Linked DNA regions of Mus musculus: regions 1 and 3 are each linked to region 2. Evidence: chromatin loops called from intact Hi-C (ENCODE). Cell type or tissue: left cerebral cortex. All regions are shown on one strand. Each heading gives the region's core, and the rest is flanking DNA. Links, peaks and the distances in the headings are about the cores only. Region 1 has its middle 45 kb from the start of Gm36594. Region 2 has its middle 88 kb from the start of A730049N16Rik. Region 3 has its middle 91 kb from the start of Dlgap1.

The links. Peaks named below come from ENCODE experiments on the same cell type or tissue, not always from the same donor. Only the 100,000 strongest peaks of a DNase experiment are listed, where the experiment ranks them.
Region 1: it touches region 2 in a loop (3-fold over the local background); 5 of 42 quality-filtered maps call a loop at or near these places.
Region 3: a loop joins it to region 2, with 3.0 times the contacts of the local background. A loop is called at or near these places in 5 of 42 quality-filtered maps.

The regions. Positions count from the first base shown.
Region 1 is chr17:69,965,822-69,973,032 of GRCm38, forward strand. It overlaps a transcript of Dlgap1 not described here. Among named protein-coding and RNA genes, the nearest start is that of Gm36594, 45 kb to the left of the region's middle. In left cerebral cortex, for the core only: a CTCF peak has its summit at 3,336; DNase peaks (open chromatin) are centred at 3,405, 3,833, 4,243, 4,610 and 2 more places; H3K4me3 peaks cover 3,176 bases; H3K27ac peaks cover 2,254 bases.
Region 2 is chr17:69,560,115-69,567,325 of GRCm38, forward strand. No RefSeq gene overlaps it. Among named protein-coding and RNA genes, the nearest start is that of A730049N16Rik, 88 kb to the left of the region's middle. In left cerebral cortex, for the core only: CTCF peaks have their summits at 3,214 (motif pointing right) and 4,548 (motif pointing left); a DNase peak (open chromatin) is centred at 3,237.
Region 3 is chr17:70,330,325-70,337,535 of GRCm38, forward strand. It overlaps a transcript of Dlgap1 not described here. Among named protein-coding and RNA genes, the nearest start is that of Dlgap1, 91 kb to the right of the region's middle. In left cerebral cortex, for the core only: no CTCF peak of the experiment used is centred there; DNase peaks (open chromatin) are centred at 2,490, 3,304 and 4,078; H3K27ac peaks cover 297 bases.

The sequences.
Region 1 (7,211 bases), core at 1,145-6,144, 410 kb after region 2:
GGAAAGTAGATGATATATTAATCCCGAGGTATCTGGAAAAATTCAGGTGGATTTTCCTAGCAGGTTTTGGGATTCACAAATATTAAGCCTAGTGGAGATGTAAAGACTGGAAGGAGATATACAAGAGTTCCCAGTTAAAATAGACACTCACGTCTTTCATGGTTACTTTTCAGATAGTCCTTCGGTTTTTCTTTCACTGTGTGGTTGTTTACTTGTATTTTTTTTTTACCTGCTTCACCATGCCATGGTCAAGGCAGAATGCCACCATTTTTCTTTAGATAGAAAATGAGAGATTACCCAGCAGGAAATCTGTCTGCCTGTGGTCTCAAATGTCCTGCTCTTGCCATCATGTTTGCTGACTTAGCCAACACCAAGAAAGAAGATAAAGAATAGATAAAGAGGATAAAGAATGTTTATCCTCCAGAAGAGGATAAATATTTTGGGGGGACTTACATGGTTAGAGAGCATTCTCATGCAGCCTACTCACCAGAGTGCATCTTCAGGAACTGGAGTGTGCAGCTGGGTGAAGTGTTTATATGACATGTCTCTGGCTACTATTGATGATCACTACAAACTTGGTGGCTAGAAGACATGTCAAGTAATCTTACAGCTCTGCGGGTCAGAAGTCTGATATCAGGTGAAGTGGGCTAAAATTGAGATCCTAAGATACCACTCTATCTTAGAGGCTGCTGAGGAAAGCTGTTCCTCTATTGGTTTGTAAGCTTCAGAAACATACATTCCTTATGACTGTTCTCCTCTAAATACAGGGTTCACAGACTGCAGAATCCCACCTCTGCTTCCTGCTTTTCCATTCCCTAACCCTCATCTGATAGAGACCATTGTCCGTATAAAGACTCAAAAAATAAAGGCAGATAATCTTTCTGTCTCAAGATTTTTAACTCAATCTTATCTACAAAGTTTCTTTTCCCACAGAAGGCAACATTGACCGGGGACATCTTTTCATGCATTATTCAGTTAACACACTATGACAGAAAGGATCACAGCTGACTAGCTCTCGCTTGTGCATGGCTTATATTCTACTTATATAAATAATTATTCACATGGTAGATACTAAGTAACATTTTAAAAGTCAAACAAAAGCAAGCACATGGATAACAACAAAGACAAATGCTACCAGCTCTCCTTATAAAATATTATTTGTTTCAAAGTGACTGCAGGAATAGGTGACCTCTTAAGCACACATATAGCAATTATAATGCAAACTCAATAGCCAGTCAATGGACTAGATGTCTATCCTTTTTTTTAATCCAATATCAAATTCTTCTTCTATGAACTCTCTGATCTTATTTTGATGAATTTTCTATGTCTAATCCCATGTCGTCTGAAAGACTGGTATAGCCATGTACATGGACACAGAAGACTCAAATGTATTCTTCTTCCTCCTGGTACAGCCAAGCAGTCAATGCCTCTTTGAAGCCTGGATGTTCAGACACTTGAGCCAATGATAAGTCATGGTCCATTGGTGGGAGAATAGAACAAACCATTGACGTTCTCTCTTCGTGAGTCTGTGATAACAATCTAAACTCTCTCTAGCTCTCTTGATTCCTCCCTGTGAGCACTGTGTCAATTCCTGCCTGCTACTGACACTGGGTTTGAACTACAATTCTCTAATTCTGGAAGATTTGCCTATCTTTCTGAAGAACAGTTTTCACTTATCTTAATCGTTTTTGATTTCTATCACACTACACTCGGAAGATCTTCACAAAAGTAATACTGTATAGAGATTATTATTCAGACATTCAAATTTTGTTTTCTGAAATCAAATACTCTACCATTGAGGTATAGAGAATTTATTGTATGAAAAAAAAACCTATTCACAATGAAGACACAAAAGAATTTTGGTTTCTGGTAAGTTGTAAGTTATTTTGTTCTCACTAAAGTTATTTAATTTATGTTAAGGCTTAATAATTATGAATATTTTCTGTAATAGATGGCATTACTTTTAAAATATCTTTGGATTCAACATATTTCTAAGCCTGTAAAACCCCTGTAGTTGCCCTTTTCTATTTATGAAGACTTTTCAGAAGCCTTTTCTGGAAGCCAGATAGGAAGGGCAGCATCCCTACATTGTCATCCTTGAATTGGTTGGGGATATTTGTTAGAACGCCAAGAGTTTACCTCTGTTTAGTAGCTTAATTTCTCTCTCTCTCTTTAGTGGAAAATCACTTAGCGAAACTGTGGAGATTATTTATCTGAGTCATATTTTTATGGAAACTGCTTTTCACTTCCGTGCATTTTTAGAAGTGTTTTCTTTAAAAGAATATTCTATTAATATTTATAATTAGATAGCACACAAAACAGATGCTAAGTCTTATAACTTTCTGGGTACAATTACATAAAGAAGATTATATACTTTTCATCATAATGTCGTCCCTGGGAGCTGAAGAACAAAGGGTTTTCTCTCTGAACATGCCATTTCTTTTTGGGAGTGGAAATGAACAGGAAGATAGCGATTAGCCACAATTAACCAGTTTAGCATGCTAATGTTGATCCTGAATGTCATACTTAATGCCTAGTGTAGTATTGAGAAGAGCACCGCACTGTGCGAGTTCGTAATTGAGTGACATGTTGGCCTTTGTTTTATTTATTTTTTAAATTCTCAGCTAACCTGCCTATTACCCTGGTCCTTCCGTGATGTTGGTGGGTCCTTCCTTTCTCCCTCTCTCCCTCCTTTCCTTCCTTCCTTCCTTCCTTCCTTCCTTCCTTCCTTCCTTCCTTCCTTCCTTCCGAGCTTAGTTGTATAGTGTTCAATATTCACAAACGTGAATATTACTAAAGCCAGAGAACAGAAGGAACAGAATTCATTTTTCTTTTCTTTCATTAAAATAGTGAATGAATGAAAAATACATTGGTTAATCTAATCCATATAACCTGTCCAAGAGCTGTAAAGATGAGGAAAGCTGAGTAGCCAAAGAAGAACGGTTTTGAGTGTTGGTGTCAGGTTTTAAGCCTTCTATGATGCATGAGTCCATGTGTCTCCTTCCTAAGTGGTGACTTCAAGGGCTACTTCTACTGTGGGCTCCGAGGATGGAGAGAAGGAGAGCTTTCCAACAACCATTTGCCCTCAGACAGGGTCTGCGGATGGACCCTGTGCCAAGGTCTGCTTTCTCTACTTAGAATTGCAGAGTAAGGAAAGAACGCTGGGCAGTCAGGAGCGGAAGTTTACTTCCCCCCAAGATACAGCGCAAGGGTACGCATAGGTCACGCCCACTAGCGGGTGGCGGCCCCTGGCTCCGGGCTGAGATGCTGGCGTCCGCTCCCGGGAAGGCGCGGACATACTTGCGGACGGAGGCTGAGCGGGCGCGAGCGCACCCTCCGGGAGCCGCCAGCGCCTCCCCGCGGCCCGGGACGCCCGTGCCTTGGCCAGGACCAAGGCCAGCGGCCACTTCGTAGCAGCCGGAGCGGGTGGGAGCGCCTGGCTTCTGGCCGTGGCCGCCGCCCGCCCGCCGGCTCCCGTGGTTGGGCGGAGGAAGCGCGGGACTCCTCCTCCCCGCCGTATTAACATGCACCCAGGGGCGGGTGACCAGCCCAGCCTCGCCGCCCCTGCCCGCCGCGTCCCGGCGCTCAGCCTCCGCTCCAGAGGCGAGCGCTGCGCTTCGGGCGCCGCAAGCCCGAGGACGCGGCCTCGCAGCCACCTTCCGCCGGCGGGGAGCGGCAGGACCGGCGGCGCGAGCGGCTGCCGCCACCTCAGCGCCTGCTTGGGCTCCTTCCCTTCACCTCGCTGAGAAACGTCCCGTACTGCGGGTTCACTGCTCTGGTCCTCGCTCCGAGGCTCGTGGGACGGACTGACAGACGGACGGAGCAGCGACGGACAGACTGCGGGCAGCGGTAAGGCAATGCCAGGCTGCGCGGCGGGGCTGGGGCGTGCGCGGCGGCGGCGGCGGAGGCAGCGGTGGCAGCGGTGGCGCGCTGGGTGGCTGCTGCTCACCTCCTGCTGCGAGGTCGCGGCAGCCCTCGCATCCTAGGGACTGCGGGCCGCCTCTGCTGGCCATTGGCCGGCTCTCTCAATTTCATGACTTCTGCCCCGGGAGCACGTCTGGTCCCCGTGGTGACCCTGGGATTCCTGGGACCAGCATACCCTTCCCCGGGCAAAGGATCTTCGCAGCTCCCTAGGGTGTTCGAGAAGGGACAGATTTTTAACTGAGACAGGGTCCCTGGAGGGGGCGGGGGAAGGGACAAGAACGCGGGTCCTATGTCTCCATCAGCTTCAGCCAAATTCATACCCGGTTCAGCACCTTGTAGGCAATGGCAGCTGCTCACTGCAGGGGACTTCGCCAGGGGCTCCCCAGTCCTTTGCAAAGCAAGTTGTTGCACTCTTTTTGTGTGACACTTTTGGCATTGGTTGTGAAGAGCGACCCCTTCCCTGTGTGTGTAAGAAGGGAAAAAAAAAGACACAAAGACAGTGGCACAGAGAAACACAGAAGAGAGAAAGGGTCGTGGGGGGTGGGGTCTCCGGAGAGTCTCTGAGGCCAACTGCCCGCGAATCGCGTGGCGTGGCGGGCGATGAGAGTCTGTATTCCGAGGACCAGATAAGTGACTGGCGCTGGAGCCGGGACCAATGGGAACCTCTCCCTGCTCCGGGTTGAGCCAGATAACAAATTGCACTTTCATGGAGGGGTGGCTGCAGCTGTGAGGAGGACCTTAAGGGCTATGAAGACCCTGCATTCAGGACCCGCAGAGAGCGAGCGGTTCTGGTCTTCACGTTGTTCATGAGGCCGTGGGAAGGGGGCCCGTGTGCCCGCCCCAGAGGCACTGAGCGCCTGTGCCCGGAGGGCGTCGCGCTGGCCCAGGATGCCTGCTCACCCCTTGCCTGGCCTGGAGCGCTGCGGAATTTTCTAAGAAGGGGAGAGCATGTGGAACAGGAGGGGTGGCATACTTAGGAGGACCAAATCGCTGTCGGGTGAGAGGTTATGTCTCTAATGAACCCCCCTCCCCCTTAAGACTGTTCATAGAGAAACTGGTTCTGAGCCCCCAGAGGCTGCCAATCATGCCTCCTGGCCTATCAAATGAAGTTCCAACAGAATTACAAGATGGATAATAAAAGTCACAATTAAGAGACAGCTCTCTAGCATTTGTGGTCTTCATGAATGACTTCCTAGAAGAAGATGATGGGCCATTCAAATGGAAATAACGAATACTTAAAGCTTAGAAGTAGGGAACGGAATTTAAGTCCAAAACCAAACATCTGGCACCCATGCCCAGTCCATTTTTGTTTTGTTTCTGTTTGTTTTAGATCAGAAAGGAGGTGCTGTAAAGAACAGCTTTTGGACAGTTATTTATATCACGACTTCAGTCTCAGGAAGCAACTTGCTATTGCCTCTGATCGTTTTTTGTGTAGATAACAATAGTGTCTATCCCAACGTAGATGGAAATGACAGGCAGGCAAGGAATGATGAAACCGTTCTAGTTTCTACAATACCAGAGGAAAGTGGTCTTCGTGTAACGCTGTTAAAAAAGGAATTCCAATACATTCAAAACATGCTCAGAATTTAAGTTCTTAAAATTTTAAAGCTGTGTTTGGGCCCAGAGAATTCAAACGTTGGAAGGAAATGAGGTTGAATAGAAATCTGGTGTCCATAGCTTGCTTCTTCATTATTTTTTGGATTTGCTGGTTTAGTTTAAAGTTTGCACAAGCCACTACCTTAAGTACTAATTCCAAGTTCTAGGCCCGAGATTCTGTGAAAATCTTTGAAGCTAAGTGGCTTGCCTAAGGGAAAATAAGTAACCTTGCAGGAGAAAAAGGCTTGCAAATGCAGGCTAAGCTTTAAAGATCACCTTTGCATCTCTCTCTCTGTGATTCTAAGATTTGCTGTTAAGTAAAGTATAGGCAACGTGGGGAGGGAGTGGGAGAGGGACATGACCAAAATATATTGTATATTTGTATGAACTTTCAAAAACATAAAACACGGGCAACATAAATCTTGGCAAAATGAACAAACGTTTTGAAAGATCTTTACTAAGTACTTTACTGAGTACTTTACCGACAAAACTTTTCCAATTATATTCAAGCTTTTGTGCTTGGAGGGAAGGACAAGGGCATGAGCACTCCCTGTGGGGACTTTGATGGCAGAGCTCCTCTCATTTCTCCCTCCAAGATTCATCTTATTCTAGAAGCATCAACTAAAAACATTATGAATCACACCAGCAGTCATTCTAAGCAAGTGGAAGGAGGACCTCACAATATTATGCAGGGAAATCCCACAAACCCACTTGCTTTGCCTTCTAAATTCTGGTGATTTGTGTTTCTCACTGCATCCAGATTTAGGGACAGAAACAGTGAGGTTTGGATCTGTTAAGTGCATACCTTTGTTCCCGAAAGCCATCAAGACTGATATTTTAAATAAAATTAACACGGCACAGACAGGATTGTCTGATAAATAACTCAGGGACAATACAGTAGTGGTGTGACCACTGCTTGATAAAGTTATGCGCCACATTTTTTTTTCTTAAATAAGAAACTCCTGTGTACTCCGGGTTGCTGTTTTCCTTTGTCTAGGTGTATGTCTCATTTCCTCGATACTTTGTAATTGAGAAAGAAAAGCAAAGTGCTGCTCTTTGTTTCTATTATAAACTCAAACTCACATTGTGTTGCTTTAATGACTGCTCTCCTCAATTGTGTTAAGCTGTCTCAGAAGGCAGAGAATTAGCTTTCAATCAAGAGGCTTCCAACTGGAAGATTCCATGAAGATTTCATTTTCTTTATAAATCGTACACGTCCTGAGTTTTAAGGGAACCCAACCAGTCAATGAAAGAGAGTAAAGAAATAAGAGAGTTCACAACTACACCATCAAAACCAGGTTATTGGGGATCTTAAAAATCTCCGTAGTGACTTCCCATAATTATAATGTATTCCTATTGTATGTTGGTCTATGATTAATTTAAACCTATTAGGTTAAGAGCACACACAGCTATTGCAAGGGCTGTAGTTGGTTCCCAGCACCCACACTGGGGAGCCTATAACTCCAAACTTGTGGATTCCAATGCCCTCTTCTGGACTCTCAGGTGCACATACCCATAGACATTTCCACAATTGTAAATGTAAATCTTTTAAAAATTAGGTGGCTATTTTATCAGAAAGGCCTTTTGCTAGCGTTCCAGAAAATTTTTGTGCTGATGAGAACATTTGGGGTTAAAGCACCCTAGGTCTTGGGTTGCTTATTCGTAGAATCCTAAGGGCTCTTGGTTTGGTT
Region 2 (7,211 bases), core at 701-5,700:
CCTTGTTTTTCTTTCTAAATAGCTCATTGTGTCTAGCTCATGCTGCCCAACGACTCTTGGTCGTGAGGGCCGTACAGGACTGGGTTGATATACCAGGGCTCCATTAAAGAAAGCATCCTTGCCCTCCCCCAGCATCTATGAAATACGAATAGCTCCTTAGCTAGTGTTGGGGTTTGCTGTCAACCCATGCTTGGGTTTTGTCTGCCTTGAGCTTGCCCAGGTCTTGCACAACTGTCATATTCACTGTGAGGTTTACATCGGTACCTGCCTTGTTTTACCTGAAAAATGCTGTTTTGTTGAAGTCACCCACCACCTCTGGCTCTTCAAAACCTTCCTGCCTCCTCTTCCCTGAAGATCCCCGAGCCCTGGGAGGAAAGTATTGTATGTATGTCCTATTTAGGCTGAGAACTCTTCTACTGAGCTTTTTGCAGTCTCAGTTCTGGTTGCTAAGATGCCTGTGATTCAGTTATTTGCTGAAACCCCTATGGATGGCTTTGTCTGGACCCTGAAGCACTATGCTAACTCTGCTAATGGGGACCTGATGAGCTTGCTCACCTGGACACGGCTTAACAGCCCTTTAAGCCTCTTTGGCATCTTGTGAGCTTGTGCTAATATAGCTCAGAGAAATTGCACACAGAAAATCTCATCTAACCATCTAAGCCTGACATGGGATGGCTTTTCCTTTTCTTCCTGTTGGTTTAAAAGATGGCCAAACATATAATCATATCTGACACAAACCCTCCTATGTGTCAAGTCACAAACTGCGTTGGATAAGGCTTACTTAAGTCTTAAAAAATGAAAACTTGGTTGGTGGTGGCGCATGCCTTTAATCCCAGCTCTTGGGAGGTAGAGGCAGGCAGTTTTCTGAGTTCGAGGCCAGCCTCGTCTACAAAGTGATACCAAAGTGAAACCCTGTCTCAAAAAAAAAAAAAAAACCTTAAAAAATTAAAACTTGTGGTTGCTTCTAGTAATTGAAGAAGAGAAGCCATTTTGCTCTTTTGGATGCTGCAAAATTCAGGTTTGCAAGGGAATCCAGTATTTGAGCTCTGACCTGTCACCTGCATGGCATCTGTAGATCAGGCAGTGCTATCAGGGAAAGGATATTGAGGGGCTGGTACCTCAGAGCTCGGAACCTGGTCCATAGGTTGCTGATGGATGAGGAAAGAGACATGGCTCAGAAAATGTGTGTTTTTACTGTCAAAGATTTTGTCCCAAACCAATAGATATCTGTCAAGGACCTAGGAGGGCCTTGTATTGAGAGAAGACATCCAGAGAAAAGGCTGGCCCAAGGTTTGCACTGCAGATCAAATAAACATCTCTGAGACCCATGTGCTCCACACAAGTCACAGCTTTTAGTCCTCTGTTGGTGAGGAGCAGCACCTGATACGAGTAAGTGGTGTTAGGGCCTTGTCCTCAGTGCCCAACTCCCAGCCCAGGTACACAGAGCAGCTGACCAGGCCTCTGGAACTGGGGGCATGGTTTTGCTTGCCCGTTTAGCCACCGTGAGGGTTTCAGATCTTGCGTTCTTGGGGACCCATCTTCTGCATCACTTACCAGTTCCTGGAAGCTGTTCACAGTGTTGGTTCTTAAGGTTTGGCTTGAAATGGAAGCCAGCATTGCTTTAGTCTCTCACCCCCAGCAGGGGACCTCTAGACCCCCAGAGCCATCTGACTGTATCCAGTAAGAGAGAGGGAAGGGAAAGAACTCAAGAGAGGGATGCACCATACAGGCTCTCGGTCAGTAGGTCCTGATCCCATCCCATTCTTACACAGGCTCTCGGTCAGTAGGTCCTGATCCCATCCCACTCTTGCACAGGCTCTAGGTCAGTAGGTTCTGACCCCATCCCACTTTTCTGGGGCAGGAAGAGAGAAGCAGGAGGCAGACAAAGAGGAATGAAATAGGAAGAGATTTCAGGGCAGAGAAGATCTCAGATTTGAACTCTGTCTCTGATAGTCTGACCCATCTATACTGAATTTATATTATACTTGCAGAAGTGCATCCACTGAGAATATTTCTCTTCAACCTGTAGTCCTCTGCTCCCATTTATACAGTGGCTTCTTGTTAAACTCTTATCTGTTGCACAATATAAACTCTCGGTTGATATTCCACACAGTGAGTTCAAATTTGGGTGTTTCGAATCCTTTGAGAGAAGTTTCCTATTATCTCCCAAGAATAAGTCTTTCTTACCAGACTTTGTGTAGGAGGTAGGAGGAATTGCAAGCAATGGACACTTCAAGGACCATGTAAGTCATTAGTTCTAGTGTCTGAGAAAAAGAAGAATCACTAAACAAAAGGTTCAAGTGCAGACTAAGTGACCCTTGTTTGCAGAGTCCTCTACAGAGCCTAGCTAGAACACAATGGCCAGCCAATGTATAAGAAGACAGTTTTAGAACAGGATACTCTGAGCCGCGCCCAACGGGTAGATAGTGAGCTGGAACACGTGCTTTTATTTTCTATTACAAGAAGAAAGCTAAACTCCTTAGCTCTATGTAAGTCTGCTAAACAACACATCCTTAGTTCACAGGTCCACAGTGACAACTTTCTCTAAGGCTTTAGAAGCACCCAGGGGTGGTATAGTGCCTCGCCAGACACTTTTCCAGCTAGGCTGGTCAGAAACCCCAACACCACCAACTGAAGCTAACAGCAAGCAAGCATCTTTGTTGAGTTCCCAAGTGAGAATCCACAACATCACATGATCAATTGCTCTCCAAAGCATCATGGTGTCAATTAGATGCACCCCTTCTCGCTTCAGACACACAGAGATTCTGCTTATTGGCCTTGGTTGTCAAGGTCACAATGACCTTGCTAGGAAATGTGATCAAGGCAAGTTTCAATCCCCCTCCCCTCTCAAGGGTTTTACTTCTGTCTGTTTAGTGATGAGAAATGGAAACACTTGTCCACAAAAGGTTTATACATAATATTCTCAACAACCTTATGAATGCCCCAAACTGAAAATAGTTCGAAGTCTGCCAAGTTAGATAATATCTACAATTTGGTCTGTTTATCTAATGGGACAGTAGAAACAAGCAGGCAAGCACAAACTACTGATACTGACTCACAGGAGAGGGGAAAAATCCAGCTTATAATCCCCCACTTCAGCTGCTCCATGTGTGTAGGTTCTCATTTACAGGACCCATCGCCTTTAAAGGAAGGGAACACATTCTTTTGGCTATTAGATGGACATTTGTGCTCAGCCTCGGTGTAGGTAGTACATGTATCCACTAGATGGCAGACGTGATCTGGGAAGATCCATGGGAACAGTTGCTGCATTTCAAGGTCTCCCTTATATGCTCAGGGAACTGGCCAGCCCTAAGTGTAGCTGTCCAGCAACCATGGATGAACTGGGTCTACTTGAAAGGGGGGCTGGAAATGAAAAAGGACGGGCTGGCAAGAGAAGGATGAAGCCAAGACAAAGATTTCTGATCAAGGCTCAAACTTTAAATTTCAGCTCTGCGTTCATGTAGGCAAAACCCACAGACCCATCCTTTGTTTCAGCTGGATTGAGTAGCAAAGCAAGCTGAGCAGGCGGTCAACTCCTCAAAGCTCTGGTAGGGAACTGCAAATGCGGTGAGGCCAGGACCCACTCCAGCCAAGTTGTAAAACCTTGGAGGGTTTGTTTAGCCTTAAGTGTAAGGGCACACTTAAGATTGGCAAACGAGGACTCAATGGGGCATGACCTTAGCCAAAATGGAACCTAAAGGGACCATCTCCAGTAGATAGACAGAGCCCCCAGTGGAGGTAAGGGGTCACCAACCTACCTTCAAACTTTTTGGCCCAGAATTGTCCCCAACTAAAAGAAATCCAGGCACAAAAATGGAGCAGAGATTGACAGAAAGACCAATCAGTGACCTGTCCATGCCATGCACAGGTACCAAAACCCTGAAACTATTCCTGATGCCATGTTTTGCTTGCAGACAGGAGCCAAGCATGGCTTTTGAGAAACTCAACCAGCAGCTGACGGAGACAGATGCAGATACTTTATAGCCAACCATTGGACTGAAGTTGAGGACCTCTAATGGAAGAGTTAGTGGAAGGATTGAAGGAACTGAAGGGGATGGCAACCCCATAGGAAGAACAACTAACCTGGACCCCCTAAGAGCTTCCAGACCCTAAGGCACCAACCAAAGAATATACATGGGTTGGAACATGGCCCTTGGCACATAATGTAGAGAGGACTGCCTTGTCTGGGCTCAGTGGGAGTCTAATCCAGTAAAGACTTGCTGACCCAGGGAAGGGGGATGGAGGGTGGTTAACTAAGGGTGGGTGGGTGAGGGGGTGGGGTGGGTGAGCACCCTCTCAGAGGCAAAGGGGAGGGGGATAGTATGAAAAACTCTTGGACGGGGTGTAACATTTGCAATGTAAATAAATGAAACAATAAAAAAAATAATCCTTTTGGGCTGAAGAGATGGTTCAATGGTTCAAGCACTGACTGCTCTTCCAGAGGTCCTGAGTTCAATTCCCAGTAACCACATGGTGGCTCACAACCATCTGTAATGGGATCTGATGCCCTCTTCTGGTGTGTCTGAAGACAGCTACAGTGTACTCATAGAAGTAAAAAAAATAATTTTTTAAAAAAATTCCTATCCCCTTTGGGGCCTACAATCCTTCCTCTTGTTGTTCCATAAGAGTCCCCAAGCCCCATCCACTGTTTGGCTGTGGGTGTCTGCATCTGTCTGAGTCAGGTGCTAGGTGGAGCCTCTCAGAGGACAACCATGCTAGACTCCTGTCTGCAAGCAAAACAGAGCATCATTAATAGTGTCAGGGATTGGTGCTTGCGCATGGGATGGGTCGGTTATTGCTTGGCCATTCCCACAGTCTCTGCTCCATCCCCCATGCCTGCATTTCTTGTAGACAGGATGGTTTTGGGGTTGAAAGTTTTGTGGGTAGGTTGGTGTCTCTATCACTCCACTAGGGTTCCTGCCTGGCTACAGGAGGTGGCCTCTTCAGGTTGCATATCCCCAGTGTGGTGAGTCACAGCTAAGGTTATCCCCATTTATTCTGGGGTACCTCTTCTACCCCAGGTCTCTGTCTCATCTTAGAGCTGACCTCCCCCTTCCATCAGTTGCAGATATCCACTCATTTTTCATGGCCATTGAGCTGTCACTCCTGACCTTCCCCACACCTGATCCCGAATTCCCCATCTGCCCTCCCTCCCAGTTCCCTCCCTCCATCTGCCTCTTATGACTATTTTATTCTGCCTTCAAAATGAGATTCAAGGTTCCTCCCTCAGTCTTCCCTCTTGTTTAGCTTCTCTGGGTCTGTGGAGTGTAGTGGTACCAGTAAGAAGACCAACAAAGTCAACTGACTGGGCCTTTCAGGCTCTCAATGTCTGAACCGCTAACCAAAGCACATACAGGGGCTGGACCTTTGCCTCTTCACTCATATGTAGCACATGTGCTACTTTCATATGGGTCCTGAAGTCGGGGGTTATCCCAAAAGCTATTGCCTGTATGTGGGCTATGTTCTACTAGCTGGACTGCCTCAGTGGAAGAGGAAGCACCTAGCCTTGCAGAGACTTGAAGTGCCAGGGGTGGGGGATACCTAGGAGGGGCTCCATCTGCTCAGAGGAGAAGGGGAGAGGGGATGAAGGAAGGATTGTGGTAAAGGAGCTGGGAGACTGGCTTCCAGAAGCTGGAATTCAACAATAGCTTTTCCCATAAGTGCTCAAAAGCATCAGATGTGGGCAGTGAAGCTCCCAGAGGAAGCCCCACTGAGCCCAGGAAAGTGATAACACATCTAACCCCCCAAAAATCTGGAGAAAGGAGGCAGAGTCATGTTTCTAGGAGAAATGGCAAGGGGGCAGAAAGGAATTTTAAGGGACCAGAAGGTATAAAAGGGAAGGCAGAGGTGGCAGGACAGCAGACACTGGTCTGGAGCAAGACCAGGAGAGGAGAGTGCCAGGGACCTCCAGAGGTGAAACTGGGATGTATTTGCAATACTTTCCTGGTTCTCTCACCATGCCCTTCCTGTTGCTAGGAGAGATGCCAGTTGAGTGGATTCTGACTTCCTGGCTTGAAGGAGAAACGTGGGAAGAAAAAAAGATGCAACCCAGTTCACAATCAACACAGGGCATAAAGAATCCCTGTGATGGGCAGAGCAGAGCTGTGTGGAGGGTGGGGAATGATGGATAACACTGAACACACAAAGTGAAGAGGGGCTTTCTAGTTCCCCTGGGCATATTTGAAGACTAACCGAACAGTGTTGATAGTGTATGAAAAAAATAGGGATACTGCTGTTCCCAGAAATGGCTGAGGACATTTACTGTAGGTATGAGGAAGAGGGCAGCCAGAGGCATCTGAAAGGGTCCAGATTGAGCTGGGCCATGAGGAGAGAGGGGGGAGGAGAATGGGAGGGGGGATTATCGGTTTCTAGGAACCAGGAGCTAAGAGGGCAAAGAGAGGGAGAGCAGCAAGAGACACAGGCAAAATGGCTGAGGTTATAGAGAAATGAAGAAGCTGGAGGAAGGGAGAGGAAGCTCAGGGGCTGGAGAGGTTGAGGGTAAGGGGGTGGGGAATGTCAGCCATGATGACACTGCTGTAGCAGGTTCTTGGGAGGGTGCACTGAGGACAGTGGGTGGCCAGATTCTACTATGACTGTTAAGTAGGCACCTCAGTCATTTCTCCTGAGTTTGAGACCTAACATAGTTGGTAGACGAAGACTGATGTGGTCACTACATACTCTTCTAGAATAAGGGAACTGATGTTTGTGTGTGATAGTTTTGTAGCCCTAATAAATTGAGGCTGTATACAAAGTTGCTTTGAAGGAAGGTTATCTCAGCCAGGGACATGGCTGTAAAGCTTTGAAAAATAGTTTGGAGACGGGGACTTAATTGAGGGTCCGATGTGACAATGACTTGGAAGAGAAATGTTCAAGGGATTACTAGTGGAATAAGAACAGAGAAAAAAATTACAAAGAATAAATGTGTGGTATCATGACACATTTCCTGAGGCGATTTCCCTCTTACTCTGGGGAAAGATTTGAAGCTTCCACTGCTGGGCCAAACCAGGCCAAAGCAGTGTGGTAATTAATGGATAATTAGAATTAAGCTGTAGTTTCACGTTTTTAAGTCTCTCCTTCATCCTTGTTATCACACCGGCTTCTATTGCAGAGTTCTCTCTTTTAGAGTTTCTACTATCTCTGCTGAGTCAGGGGACACAGTTTCTGCTGTGTCTCTGCCATCGCTTCCTACCATGCTAGCTGGGGCTCTCTGC
Region 3 (7,211 bases), core at 1,497-6,496, 770 kb after region 2:
ATAGACACACTTGCTCTCTTAGGTCGTGTTTGTTTTAGGGTTTTGTTTCTTGTATTGTGTAATGCTATTTTATCTGTGGTGCCGAGGGTTGAAGCATGGGAAGTGTGAGGAATGAGCAAGTATTCCAACACCAAGTGTGTTATAGTGTCTGTGGTTCTTGGTTTTTATCTGCAAGGGCCAAATGAGGCAATTACAACAGAATGGCATAGTCAAGAAAGCTCGAAGTGGGCAGTAATTGAGCTGTCACATCTCTGTAGCCTTTCTTCAGAGACCAATTAACTAGTTTGGGGGACACACCTATGCTTAAGGATGGTCAGTGATTTCAGATGCCTCCTTCTCCCTCCATTTCCAAAGCTTTCTCCCTCTGTAGTCTCTTCATGTCAGGCGTGTCTCCTGAGTTTTTCCTAGAGTACTGAGCACAGTGTTTCAATGGGAAATCTGTGGGCATTCGGGGAAACCACAGAATGCAAAAACAATCATAATTAATTAATTAATTAATTATAATAATAAACTACTTTCCAGTGTTTCTCAATACTTAATTCCATTTTAATTCACTTGGACTCATTAAAATACCTTGGTCCACTATGGCCCAAATTGTCAGGTCTTGCATCTGTTTCTAATTTGGTCACTGACTCTGACCTCAAGCAGAACCCTCCACACAGAGAGATGCTGATGGCCTGAGGAGGAATAATTTAGGGGCCATGCAAACATCATGCGTCCATTTCCTGATTGTCATGCCAGCTTTAACCTTTAAGAACCCACTTATCTTGGTAAGGATTCAGCCCTTAGTTGTGGGGGTCCCTCTCCAGCTGTTTTTCCTCCACTCATTTGAGTAGCAGGAGACCCTTCCAGAGCATGTAGAAAGCAGGAAATGGTTGATAGAGGGTAAGTCTGTAGTTGTATATGCTTGTGAAAGCAGCAGTTGTAGCAGGCAGATCATTACCTACAGGGACACAGGGTGCTCTCCATGATCTCGGTGGCGTTCTTGAGGGAAAATATTGTGTAGCTAACAAAGGGAGGAAAATTCTATTAAAAACACAGCTTATCTCAAATCCACAATTCTTTTGAAAAACCTCAGCCTTATTGTAGATGATTGTATTCTGTGATTTCTCTTGACAGATGAGTGGATTTTTATATGGTTTAAGTCTTAGAAAATGCGTTTTCTATATGTTTCTTTTCACAGTGACTAGATGGTTTAAGTTAATTGAATAAGCCAAGAAAAACAACACCAACATGTGGTTGGGATTTTAGCTTTAAGTTCTTTATTCTGTCTTTTAGCTCTCATTTTCAGAAGTCACTATTACATCAGAAGAGACATTAACAGTAAATAGTATTATAATGTCTAGTTTCCTGTTTTGAAGCAAATATGTGGTCCTCCCAACTAGGTTCGGTTGTGTCTTTTTTATAGCATGTTTAACTCTGAGAAATCATTCTCTCTGGCTCACTGGTCGATGATCCCTTATAGTCCTTGCCATTGGCTGACATTTTTATTCTACAGATGGTACTAATTAAATAAGTGCTTCCCAAGGTACTTGTCCACTATTCTTTTTCTGAGGTCAAAATCTTCCTTTACCTTGGTTTTTCTCAGACTCTCTTGTCCCTGTTACCCTTATGCCTGCCCTGCCACATTTTTGCATAAAGTTTGACTAATCACTACTAGCAGTTCTAGTAGTCAACTACTGACCCTGGGACAAGGCCCTGGCTGATTGAGAGAATGGCATCTATTTTCACTCGCAGTATTGGAGGATTTGCTGTCACACACAAGGGATTTTTTTGCCTCCATGATAAGAAATAAAAAATCAAAAGAAAAGAGACGGTAAGCCTCTAAGATTTAAAAAAAAAAAAAAAAGTCAGTTGAAATAAGTAAACGATTCAAAAAAAAAGGGGGGGGGGAGCATTTATTTGCCTGCATAGGAGGACTGAATAGGTCCTTTTGTTGAATTGCTGAGGTAGTCCAAGTCTGGTAATTTTTCCATTAATCATGTGCACATAAGGGTGTTGTTTGTTTGTTTGTTTGTTTGACATGTTTTTGCCATGTAGTTCATACTGGCTTCAAATTCACAATCCTCCTGCCACCACCTCTCAAATGCTAGGAACATAGACAAAAAAAGAAAGGAAGGAAGGAAAGGAGGAAGAGGGAAGAGAAGGGTGGAGGGAGGGAGGGAGGGAAAACTTGTAAAGTCTTCTTTTCATGGGTCTTTGAGTTTCTTTCTTATGTAAAACAGGATCACTGGTCAGTTTATCTTTGGGAACCTGAGGTTGTCACACGCACCTGACCAGTTTGTGGTTTGTGTCCTCTAAAGAACAGTAGGCTTTATGAGGAAAGGGGAAAGGGTGTGGTTCCTTCTAAACATCCCTGATAAATAAGAGGCCCTGCTTTTACTATACTGGATAACCCGAGAGGTCCTGTCTGCTTTGGTTTGATTGGCTCCCTTGCTTATTTGCCTGTACAGTCAGACACATTGTGGTCAGGGATGTGTGCCAAGCAAACCTGTCTATCTCATGACTGGATAAGTAGAGAAAACCCGGAATGTCTGAAATTCCTATCTCCCGTGCAGTCAAGGCTACACCCCCACTGACAGCATTCCCCATCAGCCCCACATAGTACCTTGGTCTTGGTCCCAGCCTTTACTTCCTGGTCTTTGATAGTCATTCCAAATGCTCGTTATAGCAATAGGAAATTTCCTGTTATACTGAGGGGAAAATATGACATAATAACCTTTTTCCTTGTGGAAGAGTTACTATTTTGTTTTTTTGTTTTTTGTTTTGTTTTTGCAAAGGTATTACAGATTTCCATTCTATTTTCTGTGGTACACAAGAACGTCCTTGTTGTGGACAATATGTGGCCATGTGCATGGCTTTGGATTAGCTTGAGGATACACTGTCCCTGCTGCTTGTCTGAGTTGCCACCTTGCAAGTCAGTGCCACTTTAGTGGCTTCTTCTTGTTCTGCAATTTCCTTGGAAATTCCTATGGATATTATAGTACTCTGGACCAGATCACCAGGAATCCAAAAATATTGTCATGCCAATTAGTGTTCCTTAGGTAGAACGGACAGGCTGCTGCTCTAAGTGTGGAAGCCATGGAAACCTGTTGGCTGGAGACTTGAGTAGTGCTGTGTCGACTCTTCTTGAAGGATGTTCCCATTTCCCCTGAGGGAGGAAGGTGCAGTTCATCTGGAACAGCTCCCTCGGAAGGGTTTATACTTTTCCAAAGTTGCCCTTGAAACATTTCTTTGATAGCTATATATCTGAGCTTCTCTGATTTGAATTATTCTTTTTTTAACGTACGGCACCACACATAACCACTTTAGAGTTGCTGTCGGGAGTGACACACCAGATTGGTGCTAAGTCAGAGGATGAGTCATTTTAGGATTTTCAAGCAGCTCTAACTCCCTACAAAGATGCTCAAGACTCGAATTCTTACATTAGGATCATAGAAATAGTCAGGAGTATAGAGAAATACATCCAGGTATCCATTTATAACAGAGGGAGAGAGAGAGAGAGAGAGAGAGAGAGAGAGAGAGAGAGAGAGAGAGAGAGATGCACACACACACACACCTGCATTCACCCACATGCATGTACACATACCTCTCCATTTGGACATTTGTATAATTGAAGCAAATAGATAAAGAGATGCTGTGACTGTGCAGGGCATATTTATAATGGTCCATTTGTGCACGGTATCTAACAGGTTAACTCTGAGATGGATCATAAAAGAGCTTTGCATTTTCCTGGGAGCTGTGAGCATGGCCGTCATCCCGGTATAACTGTGAGTAAATGAGTTTGTGTGAGGCTCATATCCTTGGTGCTATACTTAGGGGCACTACCAAACCATCCCAGGGACAGAATGTTTAATAACCGTAGAGAAACTCACTGTCTCCATCTTTGCAGGGACTTTTATTTATTTTGCAATATGCTTTCCTAACCTGACCCAGGAGAGGTTTCACTTTACAAGACTCCAGCTGTGTCCCTGCTCGACAGAGGCTCTGCCAGCCAGGTGCTTCAGAGAGCAAGCTTCCAGCTAGGAGCCTGGACCAGCTGTGCTGGGATTGATCCCTGCCACACAGGAAACAACACTGATAGCCAGAACTAGGTCAGAAAACTGCCTCCCTCATCAACTCATGCCAGCTCCAGCTTGTGTCCTCATTTCCTGCATTGCTGATGCCTGTCCCCTGTTCTCTGTGGTCCCAGTCATGTGGCCTCAGTCTCAATGGCCCTATAGAGGTTTGTAAGCATCCACCTCGTGGCCAGAACACCACTCTCTACTTTGGAATGGTTTCCTGGTTAGACTAAGACAGAGAAGTCCATTATTAGCCAAGACATGAAGCAGTCAGCATCTAGCCATGGTTTGGCATCTCTGCTCGACTTCTTCCAACATCCCTGTGTTTAGAATTCATGTCTCATGTTCTAAACTATTTCTCTCCTGAATCGATTGGTTCATCATTGTCCATCATTGTCCTTTACTGGGATTAGTGCAATTTTCCTGGCCAAACATGTACTTGTAAAGCTACTTCTTGGGACTCTGTCCTAGTCAGGGTTTCTATTCCTGCACAAACCATCATGACCAAGAAGCCAGTTGTGGAGGAAAGGGTTTATTCAGCTTACATTTCCACACTGCTGTTCATCACCAAAAATGTTAGGACAGGAACTCACACAGTGTAGGAACTTTGAGGCAGAAGCTGATTCAGAGGCCATGGGGGGTTATTACTTACTGGCTTGCTTCCCCTGGCTTGCTCAGTCTGGTTTCTTATAGAACCCAGGACCACCAGCCCAGGGATGGCACCAACCACAATGGACCCTCCTCCCTTGATCACTAATTGAGAAAATACCTTACAGCTGAATCTCATGGAGGCATTTTCTCAAGGGAGGCTCCTTTCTCTGTGATAATTTCAACTTGTGTCAAGTTGACACACAAAACCAGCCAGTAGAGACTCCACTATCCCAGCTCTGTCTGTACAGGTAAATACTGGGCCGGGATACATAAGGTAATATTGGTTGGATCTCAGCAATCCATAATTACGTAAGCTGAAACTATTCTTCCTTCCCTAATACTAGAATGTGCCTCTCCTTTGTTGGATTTCTCTGCATCTGATCAGACTCAGCTCAGGCATCCATTCTCTACTGGGTCTACTGTGGTTTCTCCTCTTACCTCTGAGGTAGGATGCATGCCTTCTCTCTGGACCTTCAGAAGGCCCGTCACAGATGTCAGACATGTACTCATATGAATTAAGATTTCCTACATGAATATCTGTCATACCTGTCACCCACTTCCATAGTCTGTAGGACTCCCATGACTAACAAAATGCCTAGCACTATATGCAAACATTCAATTGTTTTCAGTGAATGAGTGAATCTCAGACTTGTGTCTCTGCATCCTCTATGTGTGGTGACTAATCCCTTATCTTGTTCCTTGTTGCTGTATACAAACCCTCAAGGTCCATTCCACTCTGCCATTTTTTACTCACTGGCTTCTGTATGTAAGGTACGACATCATTTCACCAACCTGGACCTAACGTTTGTGTTGCCCTTCAGTTCTGGCCACTGATGGATGGTCTCCAAGAAAATCCATTAAAGTTTCTACTGGTTTTGACAATGACCAGGATCCTGGAACAGACTCATAGCAATTTTTTTCTTTTTCTTTTTGCTTACAGACAGGAAATAATGTGATTCTCCTAATCTCTGACCCCTGGGAAGAAATGCCAAGTGTATCAACCCTCCTTCTTGGTAGAGAAATACAAAGGATTGAATGAATTGCCTTTAATACCTCTAATGATAATTAATGAGATGATGAAATATTTTATGGAGAAGGTTTTTTTGTAAATCCAACATCACTGTTTGAAAATTGAGCTGAATACGGTGTCCGCTAAGATCCACACTGTGCCTATCAGGAGCTCTTCTGAGCCTATGAGTCGGACACACCGACCCGCCATGATGCCGTGTTCTCAGCCCGTCTACTGTGCTTTTCTTTCCCTTGGCACATCAAAATTTAATATTTAGAGTGATGTTGAGTAGGTAAGACATACATTCCCGCTTTTAGAGACAGGAGAATTATTCAGACATTCCCCCTTGCCCCCAATAACTCTGCATCCTTGTAAGATTTCTACAGGGGTGTCATCATCAAGGGAAGGTCTCCTTTGTGAACAGTATTCTGTTATGCCCTCAAATCCCTGCAGGAAGTTGAGATCAGAGGGAAAGTATAAGAGAAGGGGCTGGTGGGCCTCAGTTTTTGTCTGTACAGAGTACTTGCTGACCAAGTTGTAGTCAAGCTTCCCTAGCTCTTTTGGGCCTTGGCCTGTTCAGTCAGCAGCTCTGGCTACCTCTGTGGAGATTAAAGAGCAGGCCAGCATGTCTCACTGTTCTGCCCAAGTGGACACTTAGAATCACATCTCGATGAGGAAGCGAACCACCATGAGGGTCACGTGTTAGATGTCGACGCCAGGATGTCATCTCTGGCCTCCATTCTGAGTGTATTCTAGCAAGCATGCTTCCTAGGCCTTCCTCTCGTCTTCCTGCCCCTCCTCTGTGCTTCCGTGTACAGAGTAAGAGGCTGCAGAAGGACCTCCCTCCCCCACCCACTGAACATATGGCTTCCTTTTCCTATATTCAGATTAACCGTCAACTTGATCCTCTTACCCAAGAATTCCTGAACTTGGGGTGTAAGGAGAGAGGGAGCCTGAGACCTGCCCTCTCTGGTCACTAGAACTCTAAGTCCCTTTTGCACCACCTTCCTACTTAGACTGCTGCCTTAAGCTACCTATCTCACACTTCCCACATTGCCACAAGGGTGAAAGGAGTGGGGGAGTAGTTTTCAATAACATTTATTGGTGTAAACCTGAAATGCAAAAGGGAGGAGTCAAAAGAGATACTCAAATATGAGAGAGAGAGCTGTTCGCATGGGCTCTCTCACCAGGGATGAGCCCACCGACAGGTCGCTCGATCCCGAGAGGTCAGCTCTAAACACATTACATAGAAGCACTCCTTAGGGACCACTGAGGTGGTTTGCCCTCACAGGAGCATTAGGAGGGTAGAGCTCGTCTCCTCTTTCCCATCTTCCTGACTGGGGCCATGGTTTACCCTGGGAATGAAGGGCTGCCACTGTGTCTCATTTCTTTCAGCCGCATTTCATTCCAGGTGGGGGAAAAAAAGAAAACAGACACCGTGTTCTTCTTCTCTTTACCTCATGCCCATTTATAAGACATAAGTTCACCCT